Regions from separate parts of the Homo sapiens genome. Here all the other regions are linked to region 1. A link is an interaction called in ENCODE POLR2A ChIA-PET data of the cell type or tissue named here. Cell type or tissue: GM12878. All regions are shown on one strand. Region 1 overlaps MEIS2 (Meis homeobox 2). Region 2 overlaps MEIS2 (Meis homeobox 2). Region 3 overlaps LOC145845 (a long non-coding RNA gene).

What was found. Peaks named below come from ENCODE experiments on the same cell type or tissue, not always from the same donor. Only the 100,000 strongest peaks of a DNase experiment are listed, where the experiment ranks them.
Region 2: POLR2A ChIA-PET joins it to region 1 with 12 read pairs; 10 of 35 experiments call an interaction of 5 or more read pairs at or near these places.
Region 3: POLR2A ChIA-PET joins it to region 1 with 6 read pairs; 4 of 35 experiments call an interaction of 5 or more read pairs at or near these places.

What each region holds. Positions count from the first base shown.
Region 1 is chr15:37,092,728-37,096,727 of GRCh38, reverse strand. It overlaps MEIS2 (Meis homeobox 2), which reads left to right. Exons shown (of 12, transcript NM_170675.5): 3 at 298-439; 4 at 1,114-1,164; 5 at 2,151-2,201; 6 at 2,998-3,147. Among named protein-coding and RNA genes, the nearest start is that of MEIS2, 5.8 kb to the left of the region's middle. RefSeq lists an enhancer at 1,127-1,988. In GM12878, no CTCF peak of the experiment used is centred here; no DNase peak of the experiment used is centred here; H3K4me3 peaks cover 1,471 bases; H3K27ac peaks cover 764 bases.
Region 2 is chr15:36,909,284-36,913,283 of GRCh38, reverse strand. The region is part of intron 9 of MEIS2 (Meis homeobox 2); the gene reads left to right. Among named protein-coding and RNA genes, the nearest start is that of MIR8063, 62 kb to the left of the region's middle. In GM12878, no CTCF peak of the experiment used is centred here; no DNase peak of the experiment used is centred here.
Region 3 is chr15:36,863,079-36,867,078 of GRCh38, reverse strand. LOC145845 (a long non-coding RNA gene) reads left to right here. Exons shown (of 7, transcript NR_024264.1): 7 at 433-2,636. Among named protein-coding and RNA genes, the nearest start is that of MIR8063, 110 kb to the left of the region's middle. In GM12878, no CTCF peak of the experiment used is centred here; no DNase peak of the experiment used is centred here.

The sequences.
Region 1 (4,000 bases):
TCTCGGATGTTTCATTACGTTCCAACTGAGGCTGTTTTTATTTGTCGGGCTGCAGTGGCCGGGGTCTTCTCTGGCCAGATCTGAGGGACCTCTGAGCTGCGGGAGAGGGCCAGGCCCTTTTCCCTTTCTGTTTCTGGCTTAGGCTCGCCTGATGGAGGAAGGGTTGTAAAGTGTGGTGCGTGCCTGTTGTATTAAAGAAGGACTCCACACCCTCCAAACTTGTTGATTACAGTTCTTGCTCCTTCCCCTCTGCACCCCGTCTCTGTGTGTGTGTCTCTGCGTGGCGCTGCCCGTTAGGCACCCGTTGTTTCCTCTGTTAGCTCTGGTCTTTGAGAAGTGCGAGCTGGCGACCTGCACTCCCCGGGAACCTGGAGTGGCTGGCGGAGACGTCTGCTCCTCCGACTCCTTCAACGAGGACATCGCGGTCTTCGCCAAGCAGGTCCAGCCTTCTTGATCCACTCAACTTCGGGCAGTCCCTCACTACCCCTCCCCTTTCCTCGGAGCTTTACTTGAAAGGAGGAAAGGCCAGGGACACCCTATCTGTTCCTCTGGCCCAGTCCGCTCTCTACGCCTCCTCCCCATCCCTGAGCCTGGGGGCGAATTGGAAGTGGAGATAAATATGGGTGTTTGTTTTCCCCCCCAGCAGGAATACAGGGGTCGACCCTCGAATTAAAGTTGACCTGCTCCTAATCTGGGGCTTGGCCTTTTTCCCCCGCCTCCAGCTACTTGAACAAGAATTGGGGAGAGGGGCTGTGAGGGACCCGGGAGTGCCCGGGAGGCAAGGAAGCTGGGCGCCTCTCCGAGCGGTCCCAGGCAGCAGTGGAGAGCCACAGCCTCTTGGACTGCTGGATATGGAACTCGAGGCCCTGAGAACGACCCTGAGTTCCTGGCTACAGCTTAGTCGTACCAGGTCCCCCTTAATGGGGCCAGGACCAGAATGCCCTGATTCTTCTTCAGGGACTCCACTAATTTAAGGCACCAGTTTCTTTCTTGTATTTTGCCAAAGCCCCTTTCCTCTTCTCCGCCATTGCCCTCCACCGTACCCATTCTCACATTTCAGCTTTCTTATTTTAAATGGGGTGATCGTTCAAGTTGACTCTCTGTTTCTTACAGGTTCGCGCCGAAAAGCCACTTTTTTCCTCAAATCCAGAGCTGGACAATTTGGTAAGGCTCTCTGTTCCTTGTTTTTCCCCAGCCTTTGCCCTCTCCCATGCCCAGAAGCACCCACTTTCTGCTGGAGCTCTGGGGAGTTAGAACAGAACCCTCTTTTGGAGCTCTAGGGAGAGAGGGAGGAAGGGAGCAGCTTAGAGCCCCCGCACGGGAGCTGGCGAGCGAGGAGCAGGATGAACGCGGTGGGGAGCGAAGCCCAGGGAGGCCGAAACGGGAGACCGAGCGCCGAGAGCGCGAGCAGGGGATGTTTCCCAGGTCTCGGCCCCAGGAGTAAACTGCGAGAAGTGAGTTATTTCCTCTGTTTGCCGGGGCAGGCGGCCGAGCCCCGGGCGGCTAACCCGAAGGATGTAACCACTGGCACGGCTGAGGGCGGGCTGGGGGTGGGGGCTGGGGGGCGGTGAGGGGCAGGCCAGCGCAGGCCACTTTTAGGTGCGATTCTTTTGCTAATTTGCACGATTTCAATATTAAAAGTACTTAAATCCGCTTTCAAAGGCCCTGCCTCAGCATTCATCTTGAGTATTTCCTTCTTTAGTGAGGAAGGATTTCGCTGGGTATGCTGTTCTAAAAAGCTTTTTCTATCCTGAGAAGGGACCTTTTTTTTTTTTTTTTTTTTTTAAGGAAAAAAAAAAAAGTTGTCCTGAGGTCGAGGGAGGGGATGTTTAAAGAGGACTAAGAGGAGAAAAAAGGCCTGGCCCGAGGAAAGCAGTCTTACAAATAGCACAGTGAACATCAGGGGGAAAGATATTAATGCTTATGCTCAGGTTGAGTCAGATTCCTACCCCGTGGCCAATGAGGCAGAGATGATCAGTAATCACTTGATTTTTCTGACTATTTCTTGATGTTTAAGTTTTTCCTGGCCACCTGCCCGTTTCTTCTCCCCAGCCCAACTTTCTCACCACCATCCTCACCCCACTCCCAACCCCAAGACAGGACCTCAGAGTCACAGAGCTCTAACTCCATTCCCTGAACTTTTCTTTCAGATGATACAAGCAATACAAGTACTAAGGTTTCATCTTTTGGAGTTAGAAAAGGTAAGCAGGAAATAACGCTCCCCGTGTTGATTAAACCATTTCCCTCTCCTAGTTGAGTTGGGATGTTTTTAACAAACCTCTAGTGTGAGGGATTGAGCACCTGGAGATTTTGAGCATGTAACCATGTCCATCCTTCAACTCGCTTCTCAACACAGGGGCTCAGAGGGTGGGTGAATCAGGACAGCCTTGCCTTTAAAGTAGCCTCCTCCTCCCCAATATTCCCCTCAGGCATTCAGGATTATTTTGAAATGCAGCAAACCATTTATGTTACTGGACACTCAGCCTGCTTGCATCTTTATTAGCTCAGCTCACCCTCGGCCCTGGGTTTGCATTAGGTGCAGGCAGAGTGAATCATCCTTGCTGGGTGTCTTTACATTGCTCTGCAGCTCAATTACTTTCCCCTGGAAACATACGAAACCCCTAGCTTATAAAATCACAAACGTTAATGCTCTCCCCAGCTCCAATGTTGTAATGTTTTGATGTTATTATCAAATCAGATTTAATTCCCTGGACTCCCACTCTGAACCCAGTTATTTCCAGTCCTGTTTCTTTCTCTCTCTATTGTAACTTGTTGCTCAGAGAAGTCTCTGGAGAATAATATCTGCTGCAACAATTACTCTATTGTTTCCTTGCCTTCAACTATTACACCCTTTAATTAGAGTTAGTTTGGAAGACATCACACTGTTGCTCTTTGCAAATGTAACCTTGCAACCTGGTATTTTTCCTTTCTAAAAATGAAACAAAACAACAACAACAACAACATGAGCTAAACCCTCCACCATGACCTTCGTTCTAGGTCCACGAACTGTGCGATAACTTCTGCCACCGATACATTAGCTGTTTGAAGGGGAAAATGCCCATCGACCTCGTCATTGATGAAAGAGACGGCAGCTCCAAGTCAGATCATGAAGAACTTTCAGGCTCCTCCACAAATCTCGCTGACCATGTAAGTCTGCTAGCCTTTAGCAATCTTTTAAGGCCACTGGGCAAAGCATTATTTTAACCTTGTTTTAACATCTAGCTCCACTGATTTAGTTTTCTTTTTAAATGACTCCGTCTCTTTTGGGGTCTTTTCTTCTCTTTCTTGCTTTCTCTGCCATACCCTTCATTTTCATTTCTCCTTTCTTGGACCCCCTCCTATTTATGTTGAGAGCCAAAAAACCAGAGTTGATAGAGTGATTTGTGCTCTTAATGTGTAAAGTTTTCTGGATTTGGTGACTTGGGTGTTCGCAAATTCTGTTTGATATAGTCACCACTGTGTTTTCTGCTTTCTTAATTTTGTGTAATCAGTGCAGCAGGGATAGAAAGAAGCAAGACAGTTAGCTGGACTGGTCTGGAGAGAGAGGACTGAATGAAAGAGAATTGAGTGAGTGCTGATTTCCTAGTATGTCACAGAGATGACAATTCTGAGAATTATTGGCAATCTTGCACTGCATTCGAAATAAAAGGGGTGAACAAACACATTACAATTCTCAGGGCTTTTGCTATAGAAACTTATTGTCAGAATAGGGACTTATTGCCAAATGCCTGAAGCATCTTCATAATAAAAGACAGTAACCTTGATGAACCAATTATTAACAATGTATTACAGAAAGCTGAAGGGAATTATGATTGAGTAACCATAGGTTAGTGGTTGAATTTTAACACTTTAACAGTTGGTGAATGAGGATGGAGAGTATAGTAAGAAATGACTGTGTATGTCAGGCCAGGAAAGGAGATTTCTTTCTATTCTCTCTGTTTCTAATCCTATTTTGGAACCAATCTAGTGAGTCTGATGCTAAAAAAAAAAAAAAAAAAAA
Region 2 (4,000 bases), 180 kb after region 1:
AAATATAATCTGCAACCACATCTATGGATTAACTTGAAAACATCACATAGCTAACATTTATTGAGCATCCACTCTAAACAGGAGACTGAGCTAGGCGCTAAGAACCGAGTAAGTCTGAGTTGGATGGTAGCAGTAAGCAGCTCATTCCAAATGTATACCAAATTTAAATATTAGAAACAACAGTATAGTTCTGCCTTAGAATTTAAATATACCCTTTGTGTTATTTTGTATGTCCATATATGGTATAACTGCCAAGGAGTTTTTCTTCTGCTGTATATAAGTTTTTGAGTGATTAACCAAAGGCAGGTGCGGACAGTGGAAACAAGCACTATTAAAAACCTTCAAGCCCTTCCACAGCCTGAGGGACGGGTACAACACACAGCACCATTTTCTGTTTACACTGACATCACTTTGACAGTTTAGCACCTTTTTTTTCTTTTTTTTTTTTTTTTCAGGAGTGGGGGGTGAGTAGCAAGTCTTCTGATTAGGAATTTTCAAAGACAAACTTACAAACAGAAGAAATAAAGTTTGCATTCCTTCATATATTTAGATATGACAGATTAAAAGCAAAGCAGGTATGCAGAGCATGTTTAATCTCTCACCAAGGTGGCAATCTCCAAATGCTTTGATGTCGCCTCATTGCAAGGCCCCTGAGACTTTTCCAGGAACCAAATTCATTGACTTTATGTGGCTTGCCCATCCCTTCTGGTGTTCAAAAAAGAAAGGAAAAGGTCCCTGCACCTTCTTGCCTCCTTCCTTTATTGTACAGTTTGCTTTGTTTGTTTGATTTTAAAACTGCCATTATGTGAAAGTGTTGCAAGTATAAATAATTGAGAAGATAACTCTGTAGGGAAACCACTTTTGCTGCCTTTGTGCAAAGGCAGCTCATTACGGCTCTAAGCTGCAGCATTCCATAAGAGCAATTATGCAACATCAGTATGTCATGGATATTAACCAAGGGGAGTAGATAAGAGATAGGAAAATAATTTTGTAACTTATTTAATTAAATGTATTTGGTTTTTCAAATAGTTCCTCTTGTGTGTAATTTACCCAGCCACTCCATGGTTGCTGTGGTCTTTGCAGGACTGTTGTCCAGCATTTGTTTTTGGCATTCCTCCTCACTTTTGTGTGCACCTAAAATGTATTTATATTGGGGTTTAATTTCCACCCAAGGAGAGGTTACCCATGAAAATGGAACCATAATTTGGTCATGAGGTTTTTTTATCCCCCCTAGGGCTTATATAGCCAGTTAATATATGTTAATACAACAAAGTGAATAAAAGGTTAAATAAGTGGGTCAGGCTCAGAACGAGTCCTGTACTGCTTACTTCTGCTTAAACAGAAGGAAAAGCCCATAATGGCGCTTGCCTGACTTTCACCCCCATCATTTTAAGAATTGCTTTGCCAATTCTTCACAGCAAATAGTAATTTTAAGTGGACCAAAACAGAGCTCAGGGTGTTTGCACTCCATGGTAATAATAGAGTAGCTGTGCTCCCTGGAGTCAATAAGCCCAACAATTGAGTCATTTTTGCCTCCTGTGAGTGAATCACTGCTGTTAGCCTGAATGACAGGATTGCTTATAGAACCAGAGCCCTTCGCCGGGCTGACCTCATCTCGGGACAGCGAGGTTCAGAGGGCAGGCAGGTGGTGTTTAACACAGTTATAAGTAAAAGCTGATTTTGTACTTGTAAGCTCTGTAAACAAGAAAGTAGAATTGATTGGGAGTGTTTGATGTACATTGCTATACATTATCCAAAGCAGCACTTCCTCTTTTCCTGTCTCTTTCCTCTTCTCATTTCTCCTTCCTCTTAACATTGTCCCTACCTCCTCCTACCTTCTACATGCATGTGTCTCCAACACATGTAACAGACATGCTAAAGTTAGATGGCCACACACAGCTCAGTCACAGTTCTGATTAATGAAACATCCAGAAGGTATTGAAAATATATATGTATATATGTGATATGTATGCATATATATGTATATATACATACACACACACACACACACACGTTATTCTTAAGATTATTCTTCGGTTTCAAACAGCTATTTTGAAGCAGACATTTTAGGCATAGTAAAATACCCAATGATCTTTTTTTTAAAAATATTTCATTGAGTAGGAAAAATATGAGAAAAGTAAGGAAAGGAAAAGGTAGAGAAAACATTTAAGCCTAATATAATTCCCTAATAATCAAATTACCTTTGAGATAGAAAAGTTCTTTTTTTTTTTTTTTTTTTGAGACAGAGTCGCGCTCTGTCACCCAGGCTGGAGTGCAGTGGCGCGATCTCAGCTCACTGCAACCTCCGCCTCCCGGGCTCAAGCCATTCTCCTGCCTCAGCCTCTCGAATAGCCGGGAGTACAGGCGCCGCCACCATGCCTGGCTAATTTTTTGTATTTTTAGTAGAGACAGGGTTTCACTATGTTGGCCAGGCTGGGCTTGAACTCCTGACCTCGTGATCCGCCCGCCTAGGCCTCCCAAAGTGCTGGGATTACAGGCGTGAGCCACTGCGCCCAGCAAGAGATAGAAAAGTTCTAAAGAACCTTTTCAGCCACAGCACATTTTAGGGGTCAAGGTGTCATATTTGGGGTAGTCATGGGGTACTTATGAACAGGTTAGATATAAACAAGAGCCCTACAAGTGGTTCTTCATCTCTGAATCTGACTTGGGGAAATCTAAAGATGGAAAGAAAGCCTATTTTTAAGTTGATAAAAGGCTTAAAAATATAATTTATGTTAAAAATTAGGATGCCGCTTCATTTTCTTTTCACATCCTTGGAACCCGAGTGCCCCTCAAAATCTGAACAACTAGAGTCAGGAATTAATTTGTACCATCACCTTCTCTTGGAGATCTGTAATATATATCACTCTATTAAAGGCTGTGACACAATCTGCAGCAGAGAAAGTGACTTCACTTTGATTACCTTCACATTTGTTTTCTCCATATTTTTTTGACCTAGGCCCCTATTCTGGGGAAATACCTATTGACTAGAGTTCCTCAGAGCACATTTGGGAGCAAAATGTGCTTACAAAGATATCAGAAAAAAATATTTTTAAAAAGCTTTTTGTTTTGGGGGTTGAGACAAGTTCTGGCTCTGTTGCCCAGACTGGAGTGGAGTGGCACCATCTCGGCTCACTGCAGCCTCCACCTCCTGGTCTCAGGCGATCCTCCCACATCAGCCTCCTGAGTAGCTGGGACCACACAGATACAAGCCACCATGCCTGACTAATTTCTTAAGGTTTTCGTAGAGATGGGGCTTCATCATGTTGCCCAGGCTGGCCTCAAACTGCGCGGCTCAAGCAATCCTCCTGCCTTGGCCTCTCAAAGTGCCTCTATTTCTCCTTTGTCTCCTTTCCTTTCTGAGTCTCACAAATCTTCCTCCTTCGCTTTCTATTCTCTATCCCTCTCTCCTAACACCCCCCACCCCCACCCCCACACACACACTCATAACACCTCATTGATCTCAGTTCTCATTCCTCTCCACTTGAGTCAACTGCCCCATCATCCCCAGTACAGTTATGTCCCGGACTGTGCATATTGCCTGCCAGCCTAGAAAAGCCAGAGGCCCAATTTCTTCCAAGTCACATCTGCACCCACGATTTACCTGGCCTCTCTAATGCCCAGATAGATTCGCACCTTTAACTAATACCTCTAGTCTGTATCTTGAGTTGTTTGTGAGTACAAAAATAATTAGACCAGTGCCAGAAAGCCTGAGTTATTTCCCACCTTAGTTCTGTCCCGCTCCAGGGCAAATCATTTCATCAAGGATTCAGCTGTGCCTCTTATAAAATGAGAACAAGAAAATCCTTAAACTCAGGGCTCTTTTATTCTCAATTCTAAGTTATATCCGAGATGAAGGAACCCTATTTTCATTCACTCATTTAGTTATTCACTCACAAACATTTTATTGAGGGTGTACTATATTCCTGACGCAGTGTCAATAATAAAACTTAAGATGTGGCCCCTGCTCTCTAAGGCTATCTAGTAGGAAAGTCAGACG
Region 3 (4,000 bases), 230 kb after region 1:
AGTTAGCTATCATCATCACCATCATCATCAGTTGAGATATTCTTGCAGTGTTTCAAGTAAGAGGTGATAGAGAACCTCATTTCAGTCACCAGGCATTAGAAGTAGGAATGGAGTAGACAGGAAATATTCAAGCTAGCTGCACCAGAAATTCTGGCAATGATGTGGGGAGTATTCCATGATGTGAAATGCCACATGCCACTAGATTTATGACACATCACTTCAATGGACACAGCCCATGGCCAGTTCTTACCATGCAAAATGAATTTTTCTGTAATGTATTCCTCTGTGTGCTCAGCAGCATAACATTCCATCAAACTAGATGCAGTTGGCTTCTGTGTCCTACAGAACCTCTGTAGGAGCAGTAGTGGAGAGAAAAAGCTAGTTTATTTTCAGATGGACAAATATCTTCTTTAATCTTTTTTCTTCTCTTAGGGAGAGAACAAGAAGGAGGAGGAGCTAGAAAAAGAAAAAGCAGTGGGAACTGTCATGGGTGAATCCCAGAATGGGCATCCCAGATGACATCTGTCTCCATTCCTGCCATCTCTTCCTGGCTGCCAGCCACTTAGCCTCCAGGTGTTTGTGTCTAAGGCCAACTCTCTTTCCAGACTAGAAGAAAGTGAGGCAGCTCACCTTTTCATTTAGGTTTACTTTGGAAAGTTCTGTGGTTGAATATCAACATAGTGACTGATTTGTGGCTGTAAAGCTGTAGCAGCTCAGGTAGCACATGTAAGAGTGAGACTGGATGGAGAGACTGGATGAATTATGCCATCTTACCAAGGCATTGATTAGTTGATTAAGGCTTGTTTGAGCAAAAAAGTGAGTTATATCAGATATAGTTATATCAGATACACTGATACTCAAATCCCACCAGAGAACTCAGCAGGCCACCGATAACCCATTCACTTTTCTTCTCCCGTGACTTTACTCATCTTATTATTAAACAAGGAATGTCTTGGTCCACCACTGAACCAAGTTTAAGAGTCAACTCAAATGCCACTTACTTCTTGAAGCCCTTCATGATACTGTCAAGGATAATGGAAATATATGATTTCTCCCTTTCATCTATATAAATTATTTCCCCATATATACATTAACATGTCGTCAGGAAACTTAACAGAAATATGGTAACTCTTATTAAGTTTCCTTTAAGCATTTTTTTCTATACTTGTGCCTTAGAAAAATTGGAAGAACTAGAAATGGAAATATTGCAGAGTGAGAAACTTATGGGATGTTCGTTAGAGAGAGTATCATGAAGGAAAACATGAGATTAAAGACACTGCAACTATCTGAGAGGCCTGTGTAAAATTGTGTAAGCAAAATAAGGAATCTAATATTGAAATATGCAAATAATTTTACTTTTAGGAACTTAGACTCCTTTGTAGAGCATTAAATTTTATGCTATATTAAGTAGAGGTAATGCTGTTTTGTACATAAAAACTATCTTTGGATTATTTACCTTTCCTTTTCTTTCCGAAATTGTTGTCTTTTCAACTCCGTCTTTAGGGACAGACAAATGATCAGCTGAGTGGTATAATTAATAGAAGCACCAGTTTTAGAAGCTCTACTTCTGGAAGTAGAATAAAAAGGAGGTGTAACCCAGAGTTTAAGATATCCACTGATAATGAGAGTATTTGAGTGATGGTAAATGGCAAGGAGAAAGACTTAAAGATCTATCTAGAGACAAACCCTTATACTCTAGGCATGCTGCCAGATAAAGACTAAAAACAGCGTGTAAGATGGCAAGGAAAATGTGCTGTTTGGTTTCTTCATTGCCATAAAAGCCACTGAGAAGGGCTTAAAGAGATATGCCATTCCTAAATGGTAACATTAGACTTCTTGTTCTATGACTTGAGTGAAAAATTTTGCCATTAGGAAATGGGGACAAGGAATGTCATCTTCAACACAGGGTAGCTTTTTGGTCTATCTACTCGTGGTCAACAAAAGGTACAGTAAGTAAGGTCACAGAATGGTCACCCCACTTTGGTTCAATCCTGTTCTTGGACAGATCAGTAACTCAACGACGCTTTGTTTTTCTTTTGTGAAGCCTCTTCAGCCTTGATCATAATGATTTCATTAGCAGTGTGTGCTTGATTTTTGCACACCCACACAATGTTTTGTATTACCCAACAAACTTACAGAATGTAGCCACAGCTTCTTGCTCCAGGAAATGTCTATCAATTTAATTATTAAAACTAGTTTAATGTTTGGTGCCCTGTGAGCAGGATCTTTAAGATGAAATGAGCCAATCCACATTCCATTATTTCACTGACATTTAACATAATCCTTGCAGCTATCAAGCTATGCCTCCCAAATCTAAGACAATGAGTAAATGTTATTAGTTGAATCGGTGACTAAATCAGCTAAAATGGTTGCTTGACTAAATGAACGAGTTACTTGATACATCGTGAACACATTGAAGGAAATTGGAAGAAATGGAATTCTGGCTCCTGGGTCCCTAAAAATTGCTGAGTGTGTTTCCTTTTTTGTAAAATAGGTATATTAATATTTTGCCTAGATGTGTTACAGTAAAGATTAAAAATAAGTCAAGTAAAATATCTAGCATATAGCAGAGAATAAATGGTTGCTGTAACTTATTATGATTATTTATTAAAAGTTCAAGTTGCTTTGAAGAAATTAAGCAATTAGTTACTGGTCTATCTGGATCTTAGAAAACTCTAACTAGTACATTCAATCAACTTAAGATAATAGCAAGACGAAGTTTAAAGTTAGATTAATTCAAGTTGTTAAGCAGCTTAAATAGCAAGCTCACCATTTATTTTAGTTTACTTTTTATCTGACTTCATTTTTAGTTTGAGCTGTTTTATGAAATATTTTTTAGTAAATGGCTGATCTCACTGGTATTCTGCTGTAGTAAAAACTGAGTAAGATAGTAATACTGATTGTTTGAAGAGGGAGGAAGCTGTTGTTTCTTGTTCAACATTTTATGAAATGGATTGCAAATCCAGGCAGTAATCTCAAACACTGGAATCCCCTATACATTAAGAATCCTGGCAGTCTAAAGATTGTAAGCAAAAAGGCAATAAATACGTCAAAAGAAACTTTATAAATGGGTTTTTGCAAGCCAAGAAAACTGCCAAATAACTTGTAGGCTATAGATGTACTAATGCATTTGTCTTTCTGACCTTCCGATCTTGATTCGTTTTTTGATGCCATCGGCATCTCTAAGGTTACAATTTGGTGGAGATTCTGGATTGCAGTTGTGCTGTCAAAGGGTCATTCTTCCTGGTAATGAGGTAACTAGTAGTCCCTGGGAGAAAGGAGAAAACAATCAGGTCTTGAAAGCTGAAACATACTGAAGTGGAGAGTAGGTTCTTGGCAGAGGCCCAGCTCCTCTTTCTCAGAGCGTTTGTCATCATTGCAACAAAGAAGAAAATGGTGGGGTCTGCATAGACAGCTATAAAGTGGGGACCTAAATAACAAAGAAACACAGGCACCCAAATCCCATGAACTGGAATGTATTTGGAGGCTGTTTTTGAGAGCACTTTGTTTTTTCATTTACCATATTGTTGAGTCACATGTTAAGGATGTGGGTCGCATTAAAAAGAAGCATGATGCTTATTTTGAAGCAAATTATTATCAAAAGAGTATGCTTCAAAACATTTCTTAATTTCAACTTGAAGCGAAGTCATTTGACTTCGGAACATATGCCTTTGCTAAATTGTTGCCAAAAAAAGACAACTTAATTTTTGCATTCATTGCTTGCAAAACTGTTGATTCAAGATGTAATGGAAAGGTAATTCACTCATTATCGCTAGTGAGATTCACTTCATAAAGCCAAAGGTAAACTTGAATACTTGTCACATTTAGTCCAAATGAAGATTGTGACTAGCCTGTGAATCATATTTGTAATTTAAACCTAAATAAAAATAGTAACAATGACAAATAATTACAAAATACAGAATATATGTTAATATGTATAGTGCTATACATATTAGATCCTATAAGATATCTGAAAAATAATATTTGAGTAGAACATATG